Linked DNA regions of Homo sapiens: region 2 is linked to region 1. The links are chromatin loops, found by intact Hi-C in ENCODE. Cell type or tissue: Panc1. All regions are shown on one strand.

Region 1 (8,000 bases):
GCTTATTTGTTTGTGTGTGTGCACATGTGCGTGTATCCATACATGAGTTCTGCTATGTATTTTATGCTAGACAACGTCCTGTGGTGGTTGTTCTCAACTGGGTATCTATGCCTACCTGAACTGAATGTGTTAATTACAGAGTGCTGTCAATTCTTCAGTCTGCAATTATCAACGTTCTTCAACTATGATATTTCCATAGCTTTAGCAACATAGATCTGTGCAAATATGGTACCTGAGAAGATGGAACATCCTTCCAAACATGCACTGGGAATCACCTCATCACACATGACTATTTTGAGCAGGATTTTATATGCTGCCATGAATTTTGATAGGAGAAAAACTTCTGTTCTCTTAAATCTCTATTTAAAAAAGAGAGAGGGAGGCAAGAAGAAAAAAAAGCAAGCCTGCAATTATCTACTTTTTTATACAATCAAATGTTTCCTACACTTACAGCAGCTATAGTTAAAGAAGTCCATGTACTAATTAATTTGAATTTGCTGTTTCATCATTGCATGCCAATTTATAGACAATACAAGCACACACAAAATTAAGTTCCTTGAACATAGTTAGACTTAAACCAATGTTAATTTTTATTTCCTTTCAAAGTCATTATCTGCTTTTAGATTGGACTTTCATTTTGTAACAAAGAGAATAATTTTTTAAAATTATATTTTTTAAAAATAGAGAAAGTTGGCTGTTTTTGATGGCCCACAGAAAAACTAAAATATAATTAAGGGAGAACAGATACATAGGTATGAAACTTGGTTGGGTACTTTCACTGATACTTGCACAAATTACATATTTACCTATGTTATGCCACTTCTAGAAGATGCTTGTTTAATATATAACATTATCTTTTACTGTTTTCACCTTAATTTAATTTCAAAAAATCTTTTTATAAATGGCTAGTATGTTTTGTAAATTCATGCATTCAACAAATGACCATCCACAGATACTGCATGCAAGGCTCTGTGCTGTCCTCTAGATGATGCAGAGATGGTTGATTTCTGGAATCTACCCACAGATGCCAGATTTACAAGAGGATAATAAAGTTTAAACATGTTCAATACCAAAGATGGTTTTTGGTAATACCCTGCAAAAGTTTAGACAAGACAGAAGGCTGATATTTTCAGGAAAGCAAAAAATAAATAAATAAATAAAATAAAATAAAATTTAAAATAATTCATGCTTTTGTTCCAGAAACATCAAAAAACAGATTTCTTTATTAGCTCATTCTGAGTTGCAAATTTTTTCTGGATGATTTTTTTGTGGTTGCAGCTCACTTGGCATCAGCTCCCTTTTTCTGCCAGCACAGCCAAGGTATTCCACGCGTTCACTGTAAATGGAAGTTTATACTGTGCTGGTGGACTGAGATTCCAGGAAGGAGGGCCTCCATGACATGGACAGACCTAGCTTTGTGGCACAAAGCACAACAGCTAAGTCAAATGAAAGCTTACAGTGGATGATAAAAAATAAATTCAGTCAAACAAATATGTTCTCCTAACTGCTGTAGCAAACTTCTTTCTTTCTCCTGGCTGCCAGCTCTTTTCAAAGATGATTCCCAAAGGCTTTTTTCCTTTGTTTAGGTTTCGTATGGGGTAAATTAATTCATGATTTGTTGTTAAAAAACAGTAAAAACAAAGTAAAACACACACACACACACACAAACACACAAACACCTCTTTCCCTAGTCTTCCTCAAAATACCCACAGGAACCCACCCAATAGAATGGCCTGAAACAAAATACTTTTGTTCAAAGCCAGCAAGTCTGGCAAAGCTGCAAGCTCTGCCCATAGCTACCTGTATCATGGGTAGCTGCAGAGAAATATGCAAACTGGCAAACTGGGTACCTTTTACTGTTTTACAACAATATGTTTTATTGTTCTCTCGCTAAGTTCTTTGCCAAGGGCAAAGAGTACTGAAGTAGCTAGCAACAGCCCAGACACAGCTGTCAGCATGAGCCTTACCACTTCTGGCATTGCTTTTTTAGCCAAGAGGCACTGCAATTGCTTACCAATAAGTTGTGATGAGTTGATAATGCAAGTAGACTAGATCATAAATATTTTAGTATTTAAGCATGCTTTTTCATTTACGGTGACTTAGTGCTGCAATGGCAAAGGACTTTCCCCTAGGATAGGCAATTAGGGATAGGTGGAAATGCATATTAGAACATTTATGATAATGAGAAAACTACTTTTAATTGAGTACATTAAGGCTGATCTACAATGATTAAAGCAAAACTCTATTCAAAATGAAGCTTTATTATCACATTTTAAAACCTATACTATGAAACAATTTTTAACTGAAAAATATTTATAAAATACAACTTTGCATCTCTAGTAACATCAAAACCAAAGTGAATTATCTGAAATGAACAAGAATGGGTAGGAAAAAGAAATTGATTACATATGACTAGCAGCAATTGATATAAAGCTACTCAATACGTTAATGGATCTCTGTACTGAATTTTCATCCACTCTTTAGGAATTCTCATTTAGTGTTTGATACTTCTGAATATTGTATTTAAGGATATTTCATTAAGGCTGGATTGTTTACAACAGTCGTAATTATTGTCCCATTCTCTAGATAACTCTGACACCATGGGTGATGACGCTCTGTATGAAACTTTGCATAAGGCTTTCCCTGCTTGCCTCTCTTGCAGGCAGTGTGAGTGACCCTCTCTCCCTATGTATGCATTTAATTCTTCCTCCCCTTACACTCACTTCCTAACCCTACTCCTCTTCTTACTGTTTCAGATCTAAGCTCTCAAAAACCCCTAAGGAAAAAAAAAGGCAAAGGCACATGTAGCTTTGTCAGTGCATTGGAGGGTATGAGACAGGGTTTGAATGCTAATTCGGCTACCCACTCTAAAATGAGGCTAATGATACTGCACAGTGTGGTTGGGAGATGAAATAACACATGCAAGGGCTTTTAAAATTTTAATGTGCAGAGAAATAGAAAACATTATTCTATTTCAATTCTGAAGAAAAATATGTAAATATGTCACATTTTGTCCCTTGATCAGCAATGGTTCCAAATCAAGAGTGTCTTAACTATGCCTGTTTCCCTCATAAATTTTACATAAAGTTCTGAAAATATTGCCACCATTTTATAAAGGAATGGACGGCAATCAAGGCAGAAACTGTTTGGAAAATAGAGGTTTGTTTGTTTACTTGAGGTGGAAACAATTCTCTCATCTATGTGTTGTTTATTCTCTTCAGTGAACATTTTCCTCTTTGTATCTCGGTTCTAAAGCCTCTCTGAGAACGTATATTTCAAAAGCACATGAAATAAAATCACATCGATCCTCTGTTTTACTTCATCTTGTTTGGGTGGGAGGAGATTTAATTTATATATGGTTGTGATTTTCATCATCTATCTTATGAAGCACCGTTTGGTTTTATTTGTGGGTTAGTTTCATCCTTAATACTCTTAAAAATAAAAGGGATATATGTTTTTGGTTATGTTTTGGGGGTTCTTTTCAAGCTATACTTTAATCAATGACTTCTCACATCAGTAAATGTGATAAAACTTCAATACCCAATCAACTTGTAATAATCCAAAAAAGAAAATGCTAGCCTGGATCAGCTAGGTGACTCTTTTAAACATAGAATTGAAGATAATGTGTTAAAGCCAATGCCTGATTTAAGGTATCTCCACAGTTGCTCCGATAATTCTGTTTTGAAGCACTAGATGGCACTATGAATTCACTTAATTTGGAACCAAACTAGCCCATCCATAATTTCAAAGAGAAAAAAAGATGAGACTTTTCCTTAACTGATTTGATAGTCTGACACATATGCTTAAGGAAATGAATTTATATGATGTAACAGTTATTTCATTAAGTCTCAGTGAAAAAAAGCATTCTCTTTTGGCAAGGAAAATGTGACTGTTTCTACAAACACAAACCAGTCAAATCAGCACTCAAAATCTAGTCAGAGAAAAAAAGAAAGTCAGACATGCTTGTTGGGCAACTTGACTGCTTTTTGACTGACTTAAATATTTTCTTGACTACTTGACAGTCAAAACAGTCAAGCCAGTTTGTGTGTGTCAATACAGACTGTACTTTATATGTTACAAAGTGAATGTCTATGTTTGTTAGATTTCTTTCCTGCCATCTTTGTAGTCTGGCTGGTTAGCTCAGCTGGTTAAGGCAGTCTACTAATGAGGCCAAGGTCACTCTGGTTTCCATTCCTGCCTTGGGGGATATGTTCTCCTCACAGAGGGAAAGGCTGCTCTTTGGCTAGGAACTGCATTCTTCACTCTGGACAGCCATCTCACAAATGCCTGATCTTAAAAGATTACTGCATATGGAAGTCTACATGATCAGAATAAACACATCATTATAAGAAGATAAAAACAACTCAAATTGTATATTGTATTAACAGCAGAACCACGATGTCATTTTTCTAAAGAAAGGACTCAAGAGAGTCCTTCTAAAATCAGCTTCATTAACTAGCGAAATTCTATTTCTTGTCCATCCATTCAAATATTGTATATTGTCAAGAACTTGCTTAGGCAGAGAGCTAGCTACTGGAGAATAGAGTAAGGAATAGCCTGTATCACAATGACTTCACAATATAGTGAGGAAGATAAACAAGCAAACAAATATTAGATAATGTGATAAATACTACTATAAAGGTATATACATAAACTTCCAAGGAAGGGAAAATAAAGTCTAATTTCCAGGCAGTTATATGAGCTAGATCTCAAAGAACTGACATGAATTCAACTACAGTATATGGAAAAGGGAATTCCAGGTGAAGAAATAGTGTGTGAAGACAGAGAGATGTCTGAGTGGCATGTCTGCAAACAGAGAAGTGTTTCCTGTGCCTAGAATTTTGAGTATGTGGTAAGAAGTGGCAAGAGCTGAGCTGGTAAGATAAGAGATCTAAATAAAATCAAGGGAGTTTTCCATAACCTAAAAACTTTATGAAATCCAAAGTCTAAAATAAATATTCAGGAGTTCCTGCTAATAAAAACAATTGATTAAATAAGAAAATGGGGGGAGATTAGACACATCTTTTGTCCAAAGAATCCCAAATTATGCAGAAAAGTCACCCCACCCAAGAAGGTGGAGCATAACTCCTCACTCCATGTAAGTCATACGGTGACTTCCTTCTAAACGGCACAATTCAGAAAAAGTGGGGAGGAATAACTTTACCATAGACAAACTTGACAAACACACCTCAGCCAGGTGATCAAGGTTAACATTAATAGTGATAAGTCATTTTGATTGTACTTTATGGCTATGGTCTTCCTCCCCAAAACTCATAAACCCAACCTAACCATGATATCAGGCAAATCCCAACTGAGGTACATTGGACAAGATACCAGTACTCCTTAGCTAGGCATGATGGCACATGCCTTTGGTCCTAGCTACTCAGAAGGGTGAGGCAGGAGGATTGCTTAAGCTCAGGAGTTTGAGGCCAGTCTAAGGCAGTACATCAAGACCCCATTACTATGTAAAAAAAAAAAACAGATTTAAATATACTTATTTTTTTAAATGCAACTACATCTCAAAATTTTCATAGTCATCAAAAATTGTCACAGTCAAGTGGAACCTAAGAAAACATGACAGTTAACCTATATATGACAATCTGGATAGGATCCCAGAAAAGAAAAAAAGCAGTAAGTTAAAAACCAAGGAAATCTGAATAAAACAAGGACTTTACTTAATAATGTAGCAATATTCATTCATTAATTGTGACAAATGTACCATACCAATATATGATGTTGATAATAGGAGACACAGAGTATGAGATATATGAGACCTTCCTGTACTATCTTTACATTTTTTCTGCAAATATAAAGCTGTTCTAAAAAAATCTGAGTCAAAAATTGTCATTTTGAATAAAATTAACATACTATTTTTCAAAAAATACATCCAGACAATGGAATATTACTCTGCACTAAAAAGAAGTGAGCTATCAAGCCATAAAAAGACATAGAAGAAACTGAAATACATTACTAAGTGATAGGAGCCTATCTGAAAAGGCTATGTATGATTCCTACTATATGACATTCTGTAGAAAAAGCAAACTATGGACGACAAAAAGATCAGTAGTTGTCAGGGATTGGGGCAGGGAGGGAATGAATAGGCAGAGCACAGAGGATTTTAGGGCAGTGAAACTATTGTGTATGATACTACAACGGTGGATACCTGTCATTATGTATTTGTCCAAACTCATAGAATAGTCAACACCAAGATAAACTCTTACACATATTATGGACTTTTCGTGATAAAGGTGTGTCAATGTAGTTCATAAATTATAACAAATGTGTCACTCTGATGGGAGATAATGCTGAAGGCTATGCTTGTGTGTGGGTAACAGGCACATGGGAAATCTCTGCACATTTCTCTCAATTTTGCTATGAACCTAAAACTGCACCAGAGACAGGGAAGAAACATAATGAAAAGGAGAATTGTAAAGCTTCCAAGAGTGATTACTCTTTCTTCATGAGCCAACATGGCCCATTATACTTAATGAATATGAACAAGACAAACTCAGTTCACATATTTCCAGATGATGAAATGAAGGTTCAGAACCATTGCTTCCACAGTTGTGGCAGTGGCAGAGGAACAGTGGCCTCAGGGCCTGTACTGCAAAATGTATTCCCTGTACATTGTGTTCTATGCGAATGGTGTCCCTTGGAGTTGTACCATCTGGTAGAATTGCAGAGGTCATACCAAATCCAGATCTTTTGAATTCTAATTCTGTTTACTTGTTCCTCATTAGGGACAACTGGATAAGAACTAAAAATATGTGGGAGTGTTCTGACACCCATGCATTCAGTGACATATTTTATTATTGCAAAAAAGCATTTTTTTTCTAGATTCTTTTTTGCTCACTCTGCAACTTACACTGGAAGTAAGAATACCATCAGTGCACCACCCAAGGGCAAAATCATGATGCATTTCTGAGTCAGCAATTGGGGGGAAATGCATTCATTTCTAGCAATACCTACTGAGCAATGCTCAGTGACAGTTCCTTAATACTGAGAAAAATGTTGAACTACTATTTATTATTGCTTTCAGTACATTTATGTTATTCAATTTGTCTACCTACTTGGTATTTATTTCTTTATCTGTTGGAAAGTTTCTTTCATCTTAGATATCATATTGAAAATTTTGATTAGCCTTTGAGTCAGTAGTTTTCAATTATTTTGGCAGTGAGCACTAAGAAATATTTTACATAGTGATCCAGTAGATAGATTCAAAGAAGCATAGCACACATTTAACTAAAATAAATATTTCACAGAACATGTAAATACAAATGATTCCTTTGTGCAATTACTCATATTCTCTTTGATTCTATTGTCATTCATTATTAAGTGCTGACTTAGACTCACAATGATCATGTCGTGACTTAGTTTAAAGAATATCTCCTTGAATATTAATTCACAAAATATACCCCCCATGCCACTACCAGGCTAAAATGCTATATTTTTAAAAAAATATTTTATATATTAGGTTTTATACTAACAATACTAAATAATGCTAGGTATATATTTAAGTTTGTAAAGCATTTTATTGAATAAAATAAATGAATGAACTTTCTAAGTTAAATGATTGAACACTTTGATAGCCAACTAAATAATTTTAACATGCCTTAGATACAGAGTTTGTATTATCTAAAAATGATGCTAAATATGTCATTAGCAAAATTTTATAAATCTAAACAGGTTTTTTTTTGTTTGTTTTTTGTGTTTGTGTGTTTGTTTTTTGAGATGGAGTCTTGCTCTGTCACTCAGACTGGAGTACAGTGGTACAATCTCTGCTCACTATAACCTAGGCCTCCCAGGTTCAAGCAACTGTCCTGCCTCAGCCTCCCAAGTAGCTGGGATTACAGGTGCCCACCACCACGCCTGGCTAATTTTTGTATTTTTAGTAGACACGGGGTTTCACCATGTTGGCTAGGCTGGTCTCAAACTCCTGACCTTAGGCAATCCACCCGCCACAGCCTCCCAAAGTGCTGGGATTACAGGTGTGAGCCACC
Region 2 (8,000 bases), 850 kb after region 1:
TTGTTAAGTACTAAAAAATGTTTAATTAACTGCTTACCAAAACAAAACAATTAAAATGGCAATTACCTTTAAAATAGCAACAGTGTAATTACAGCTGTTGTGATATAAAGCTAGGAAACAAAATGTTAATCTGGAATGAACAGTTTAAATATGAAATTATGATATACTTGGCTTCCTGTAGTACAGCTGTCAAGCTTGGGCAGTTTGCTGGTCAATAGTGACATTCTATGTGTCAGTGAACAGAGTCTCTTGATACCGTAACCCGCAGTTCACACATTACTGAAGCTCCAACTGTCGAACATTCAAGTCCCCTGATATTATTGCAGCTTCCAGACTCTCCTAACTGGCTCATGTTTCATTCTTTGGCAATTTGCCCTAATGATATCCCTCAGGAGCTTTCAGCCTCTCTTCCTTTCCATATTTAATCATCTTATATTAATCTGAGTGATACACAAACTATGCTGTACAAATTGTAATTTCCTACAATTTTTCTAAGATGCACACCTAATTTTTCAGTTTTACTTTTACTTATGTTCTAAGTTTTCAATCCCAAACTCGGTATTTTCAGATGATTATAACTATCTACATGATTCCCAAGAAGCTTCTTTTGCTGTTTATATATGTTTCAGAGGGGCCTCTGAGATGTAAGACTTTTTACATGTAGAAGTGATAAAGACAATGTGATTTATGTAGTTATGTAAATTGTTCTGTGATTACTGTTCATTGTTGATACATTGAACATTGCTTTTTGTTTGGAAGGTCAGCAGCTACTTATTTTTGTTATCCTTTTACAAATTTCAGTTAACTGCCTGTATCCATGGATCAGCTGCTCTTCTATACCCAATGTATTGGCAACACATATACATCCCAGTGCTTCCTCCACACCTGCTGGACTACTGCTGGTAAGCTGGCTTTTGCCAGACTCCTTTAAGTTTAGGTTTCATGATTAGATTATCTGTTTATTTGTGAACTAGGTAAACTTGGGGGCATATTTAAAAGAAATCACAGAAACTTACATTTTAATAAATAGTAAAGATGGCTTTTATGAAGGACAGAATAATTCTGTACAAAGGTAGCGCAAGTTTATACCTAGCAAACATAAAGTTCTTTAGATTTTGTGAATTTCTTCTGCAGTCATTTAGATAACTCAATGCAAAATAGAAAAAAATAACAGTCTTAAGTTGTGTTAGGAAAACTGTATAGAAGTTATGGTGTCAGTTAGAGAACCCAGTATCCCAGGTGTCAGAATTTGTCTGGCAAATCTGCCAGCAACCACATTGTCTCTGTCAGGGCATACTCTTGTTACCTTTACTTCAGAATACACTTCTTTACCCCTCTTTTTTCAATAATAGCACACCAAATACCAAGTACTGATAAAGGGGTTGTCTCTAATACAAGAATTCTTGTTTTTTGTTTAAGTCAAAGTCTCAGCCTTGATCCACCATGAAAAGCAATGTTGAAAAGTATTGGGAGTAGTTCTGAAAAGTTTCCTGGCATTAGACACAATTCCTAAAGGATCCCAATAACCAGGCCTCTAGACCCTCCTTGTTCTCTTCACCTGGAAGAGTCTGCATATTTATCATGAGTCTAAACAAGGATTAGACTTCTAAATAGCAGCTTCTGGGCCTTCTTCAAGACTAGGGGGGGAAATGTTATCTTCATTGCATAATCATCTTCTGCAGGTATAGCCTAATTCTTAAGAAATGTGATGGGATTTTTCCTCTAAATCATTGTGCACACACATAGAAGGAAACAATTTTGACCTTAATGTGTTTGCTTATTTCACAGCTAATGTTACTAAAACACAGCACTTTTAGAATCAATGCACTCATTTAACTTTCTTATTTCATAAAAGGCAGAAAGTATTAAGGATTAAAAATGATTTAAGTTCATACACAGAGGGTTTCTATTAACTTTTTATGACTGAGCCTCTTCAGAACAAGTGATTGTAGTGACAACACATGTACTTGGCCACATATTGATTACGTTAATATATTGGTGTGTTTCCACAGCATGGTAATATTATTAGTATTGATAATGCTGTGAAGTAGGTGCCCAGTGACCTACCATTGCTATTATGCTGTTTGAGAACTAGAAAGGAGAAACTGTTTGGCAGGAAACTATAGGAATGTAGTTTATATTGTTAAGTGTCACACACACAAGTCTAAGAATAAAATAAATAGGCCCTTTGTTATTCATTTTAGAGTTTTCCTTTAACCAACATACCTATAATATTTTAGCATTCCTTAAAGGGAGGGTCTCATTTATTTATGTTGACATATGCAGTAGATCTTTGTATATACTGTTCAGTAATTAAACTTTATTTATTTAAAAATATATTTTACAGCAGTATTTGGAAATATATTGATATATGATTTTACATAATATATCTTTAGAATTACGTTTTATATATGATGTTAGTGCCATCTTAATTTTTCTATTAAAATGTTCTAACCTCTTAAGAGATAACACACCTTTAATTAAGTTCAATTATCTGTAATGAATTACACATTTAAGACTTTCTAAAATGTTATTTAGAAATTATTATATGACACAGGCAGTTCTGTACTAATTTTTTTCCAGATCTTTTCTAATCGTTTCTACCCCTGCCATAAAATTCAATGAAGTAAGCTTGTTTCATATTTCAGTCCCTGGAATTTTCTTTCTAGTGTCTAATGTCTGAAATAGCCTTTGGGTTGAGTTCTAAGAGCTTGCATGCCAAAAACCTCCCTGGTTCAAAGAGTAAGTCAGTGATATTCAAACAAGAAGTTATCTGAAACTTCCTGAACCTTAAGGTCACAATGATAGGCTCAGCTTCTATCATAGGAACGGAGTAATATAATATAATTATTTTTTTAAAGAATAGCCATCAGAAAACTTGGTAAACTAAACTGTTTCCTAGGGTAAACAGTTTTCTTCCATTTCCATCCTTGAGGTTAAAAAATCATACTGATCTACATGTAAAAGGGAAAAAAATTACAGATCATCCCTTCAATCTCATAGTTTTGATTAAATACTTTTTATGAATATTCCAGTTCAAAAATAGTGTCATGAAGATTTGATAGGAAAAGATATATCTTTGCTAACTCTTTGGCACGATTGGAACTTTCTGAATCCTGAGGTAATCCTACCTCCATAAAGTATTTCTGTTTTTGCAACTGGTAGCTCTGGTGTGGGTTGGACTGTGGAGAGCCGTAATGCCATCTTGTGACCATGGATGGATATCGCATCTTGGTCCACCAATAAAGCCTTGCTACTTTGTTGATTCATTCATCCATTCACTTGTTCATTAAACACTTAGTGACCATCTATTAATATTTGCCAAGCTGTGAGTGTGTAATGTAATGAATAAGATTTAGTTTATGCCATTGCAAGATTCACAGATAGCAAGAAATACACACATACTTACATGTGCACACATGCACACACACAGCACAGTGTAATACTGCAATACTATAAGTATTACAGAATAGGCATACAAAGGACCATGGATGGCAACACATAAGAAGAAGTGGCCTACAGTCCCTGGTAGCTTAGGGAAGGTGCCTGGGAGGAAATGACACCATCTGCATTTTCCCCTAATCAGCCAATGTAAGAGTACTTTAATGTGGCAAGTCTATGATGTTGCAAGACAGTCTTAACCTATCTAAGTCCATAAACACATGGCAGGTAGTGTGACTGTAGGACTAGTAAAATTGTAATTATCTATCATTTGTTCATGAATGGTTGAGTCACTATTTAGGCTATATGACTCTTCTTTTTATGAAAGGAGCAGATTTAGCTTCTGAGAGAATAGGTATTTTTTTTCTTTAAAAAAATGGAAAATTGTATTCTTTAGACTACCCCAATAGACTGCTGTTATAGTCTGTGTCATGAGTGGTCTCTTTGTATGAAAACCTAAAAAGAAAAAAAAAGCTATTCTTAAGTACAGGTGAATTGCTACCAAAAAGAAGCAGCAATCATATGGAGGCTTCTGTATCCTATCTTTGCAAAATAACTTCATTGAAAGAAAGATTTAGGACAGTTTTTCACATAGAGGACAAAACATCTGTGTTGCCAAGAATCTCTTCTTGGCTTGTTAATGCCCTTATCTAATTAGGAAATTTAAGGCTAGGTTTGCAAAGTTACTTTTCATGAGATTTGGGTGATTTCATATTAGGATTACACAATCCAGTTTTTGTGAGAAAGAAACAACTATTCACTCTATATTCTGCAAAATGTAATTATTTTAGGAAATTAGTCTCTAGGTTAATAATGTTTACAGTTCTAACATCTGTGTTTTAGATTTTGTGAGAAATTGGTGAGAAGAGAACATGTGGAGATAACAAGTGATCCCATTTTAAAAGTTTCAAGTTATTATATGATTAAATTTTGCATACAAGCTTTTTAATGAATATTTTTATGTCAGCTTAACAATTTTTATCAATGTGTTTTTTATACTTCTGAAGATAAGTATATCTTCCATAAAGTTTAAAATGTTTTTGCCTGGGCGAAAGAGCGAGACTCCGTCTCAAAAAAAAAAAAAAAAAGTTTTCCTAGATGTATTCAGTAGGTTATTTAGCAGTCTGTTTCTGATTTTAAGAAAATCTGACCCACCCATTTATCCCACCAACATTTGTAAAATGGACTTAGTAATTATTGTTTTTAGAAGGCTTACCTATTTTAAAACTCTTTCATTAAAATGTACTTTGAAATTTCAGACAGCATGGGCTTTTCTGTATTATAAATCTTGTGAATAGAATAAACTAACCTGAGGTTAATTGGAAGTTTACACAGTGACTTTAATAATTTTATGCTATTTTGAACATAGGCAGGGCTTGAGATATTTAAGATTATGGCCTAACTTCATTTTGTTAAAGGTATCAAAACCTTGTTGTGGAAGCCTAGATTTGTTAGTGATATGCATTTTATGTCTTCTTCTCTGGAGACCTAGAAGGAATACAGGGATGAGAACTTGAATTAGGGAAGTAGTGGAACAGTACACATTTGTTCCTCCTGTTTCCTTTTGAAGGTAGAAAATCTGTTAGGTCTTAAGGATATCAAGGCCTATAAACAGTTTTCAACTTTCAGCCAAGTGAAGTATCCAGAATATCAGATCAATTCCAGATGGTCTCTTGCATTCAAATTAAAAAAAAAATAGGAAGGAACAAAGCTACAAAGGGCAAAGACAACTGGGAATTAGAATCTAGTACAATAAGAAGTAATGAACTAGAATGTACAGGCTAACGAGGAGTAAAATAAGAACTTTAACACTTATTTTGTAAATTCTGGATATATAGATTGGTGGTTAGCCATCTTTAAATAAATTTGGAACTTTTTAAGGTTACTTTGAAATCTCTGGGTCTGTCAGGGTGGCTGTGTAATCTATTGCTGGTTCTCAGTAGCAAAGTGAACACACAGAAATTTGGACAGCTCTGTTCTAATAATGACAATGATGTTTAGAAAATTATGCAAATCTTTTGAGAAAGAGGATTATCTGTTTGCATTAACAGAAAAAGAGTGTCATAATAGAGCACAAAGATGCCTATAAAAGAATTGCCAAAAATGTTTTATTTTAAAATAGCTATTTATTCATATATCTGCTATTGACTTCGTAGATATCTGTCAATTCTCATGTTTTTCTGTTAGATAATATTTTAGGTTTGAAATGTCAAGTTGAATAATTTTCTTCTTGTATTTCGTGAGAAGTATTTCTGAAATAACCAGCAATTCTTATTCTGTGTATTAAAAATTTAACATCTATATTTTTTGCAAGAGTATAAAATCCATAGGGAATATATTCAGTTTATATTGTCTATTATTGTTCCCAAGTTTCTACCCTAAGGCCTGGCACCTGCTATGCTCCAAATATCATGTGTTGAATTAATTAATTCAAGATTATTCTCACACTTGAGTATTTTTAAATTTATTAAAATTATTAATAAAAGTGAAAGTTGGATAAATCTGAATTTATAAAATTAGGTAAATAAAAGACAATGTACATGAGGGGAAAGATAGCACAGTAGGTGAGGAAGTTGTTTCCTTTTGTACATCCAGTTCCAGAACAGTGTCTGACAAACAATAAGTCTTGATAGATATTTGCAGACTGACCCTCTGATCCAAATATTTGGTGACATAGGAGGTATGTATCAATGAATATATATATTAAGAATATCATAGAAATAAGAATTTAATTGAATAGGAAAAGATGTGCAAAACGGATGTTAATAAATTTGATGATTATTTAAGATATATTTGCTATGAGGTATACGGAAAAGATTCAATTCAGACTATGGCCTAGACCTGGATATTCTTCTTAAGGTAAAAACAAACCAACAAACAAACTTTTTAGGCATTATAACTCTTGATTAAATTATAAATGATTTTATGATGTTTATAAAAAGCAATCTTAATTTTAAATATATTAATGGCCTCTAAGATTAAATTTGAGCTTTATATATTGAATAATTTTGAATATCTATAATGTGTTATGCTGGAACTGAGCATTTAATACATTTAATTTTTAATCATTTTGAATTACTTATACTGTTGTTTCAGTTTTAATGAACTATATGAATCTATGCATATATATATTTTTAATTTAGTGCCCCAATGCCATACCTGATTGGAATACACTCCAGCCTCATAGAGGTGAGTATCTTTCAGACATGAGACAGTGATAAAATTAACTCATAAAATAATAGTTAAAACAGTTTTGTTTTGAAGAAATATCAGTGGTATAGGACAAAGAAGTGACTAGTTTCATATTTAGAGTATGCTTATCATTTTTAAAAAGACAACATTGAAATAATTACATTTAAATTAACATACTAAATGACCATTTTTTATGGCATGAAATCCATAAAAATAGGTTATGTTTGGTAGAAATCATATGGTAAGTTTTAAATACTAAAACTTCAGTCCTTGATCAGTTGCCTTTTTTTATGGCAACTTGAGATCATTTATATCTCTTTTTCAGACCTATATTTTGAAAGTCACAATTTATGTACTTATGAGTCATGAAGTAAAATTTTTTATTTTGCAGACTTCATTATGTTCCCATTTATCAGTGTGTACATTTTAAATGTGGTTTTAATATACTAATCATGAACTTTAGAATATAGCCTTAAGTTTTAATTTTCAGTTCTGTTGGGGAATATAAAATTTAGTAATTTTTTTCCACAATTACCACATCATTTTAAAATTATTTTTGTCACTTAAGTTATTCCTATAGTGAAAGATCTTGAACTATTAACACCATGAACTTGAAATTAGTGAGATTTCCAGGAAGGTCTTGGTATAGGATCAGCATCTAATAAAATAAGCAAAAGGCTTTAATTAAAACAAAGTCTTGGGTCAATTGAGTGGTGTCATTATGCTAGATGCTATCAGTTTTATTCAGATAAATTTGTCTTTTTTTGCTGGTTGTACAGATTGTACTTTAACCCAGTTTCTAATAAGCAACCTAAATGAGTTAGCTTTGGTTTTCCTCTTGCCATCACTGTATACCCTCCATCAGTCCTTACTTTGATCAAAGATGAGTCTGTTGATATATTTTAAAACTCCTGAGGATCATATTGGGAAAGAGTCACGCCCCTTTAGGAGGTCCAGGTTGTGGATTCCGACCGGTACTCTAGGTTCCGGCATTTTTTCTTATCACAAAATGCTAGGGCAACATTTTTTATTTGTTTCAACAATAACAAAAAAAACATATTTAAATAAATATCTTTAGTAGGTTTGTTTGTAATATTGAAGTCTGAGTTGGATACCTTTATGACTCCTTATTTTTTATTCATTTCTAGAAAACTTATTCTTACATGCCAAGGTACTTTCAGTGAAAGGATAAATTACATAAAATAAAATATGAATGAGTAGGTACTTAATTTGTTATTAGATTGTGGAATATATGACTAGCATTTAATGTATCAGTAATTTGACTTCATTTAAAATCTAACCTTGGTTGGATTCTCTTCTAAAAAGTCATCAAATTTGATTTTTATATTAGTGTACTTGTCGCTTCT

What was found. Peaks named below come from ENCODE experiments on the same cell type or tissue, not always from the same donor. Only the 100,000 strongest peaks of a DNase experiment are listed, where the experiment ranks them.
Region 2: it touches region 1 in a loop (7-fold over the local background); 42 of 110 quality-filtered maps call a loop at or near these places.

The regions. Positions count from the first base shown.
Region 1 is chr1:198,461,447-198,469,446 of GRCh38, reverse strand. The region is part of intron 1 of LOC105371677 (a long non-coding RNA gene); the gene reads left to right. Among named protein-coding and RNA genes, the nearest start is that of ATP6V1G3, 75 kb to the left of the region's middle. In Panc1, CTCF peaks have their summits at 3,472 and 3,681 (motif pointing right); a DNase peak (open chromatin) is centred at 3,726; H3K27ac peaks cover 1,602 bases.
Region 2 is chr1:197,610,561-197,618,560 of GRCh38, reverse strand. It overlaps DENND1B (DENN domain containing 1B), which reads left to right. Exons shown (of 23, transcript NM_001195215.2): 11 at 802-902; 12 at 6,585-6,630. Among named protein-coding and RNA genes, the nearest start is that of DENND1B, 160 kb to the left of the region's middle. In Panc1, CTCF peaks have their summits at 2,959 and 3,213 (motif pointing left); a DNase peak (open chromatin) is centred at 3,213.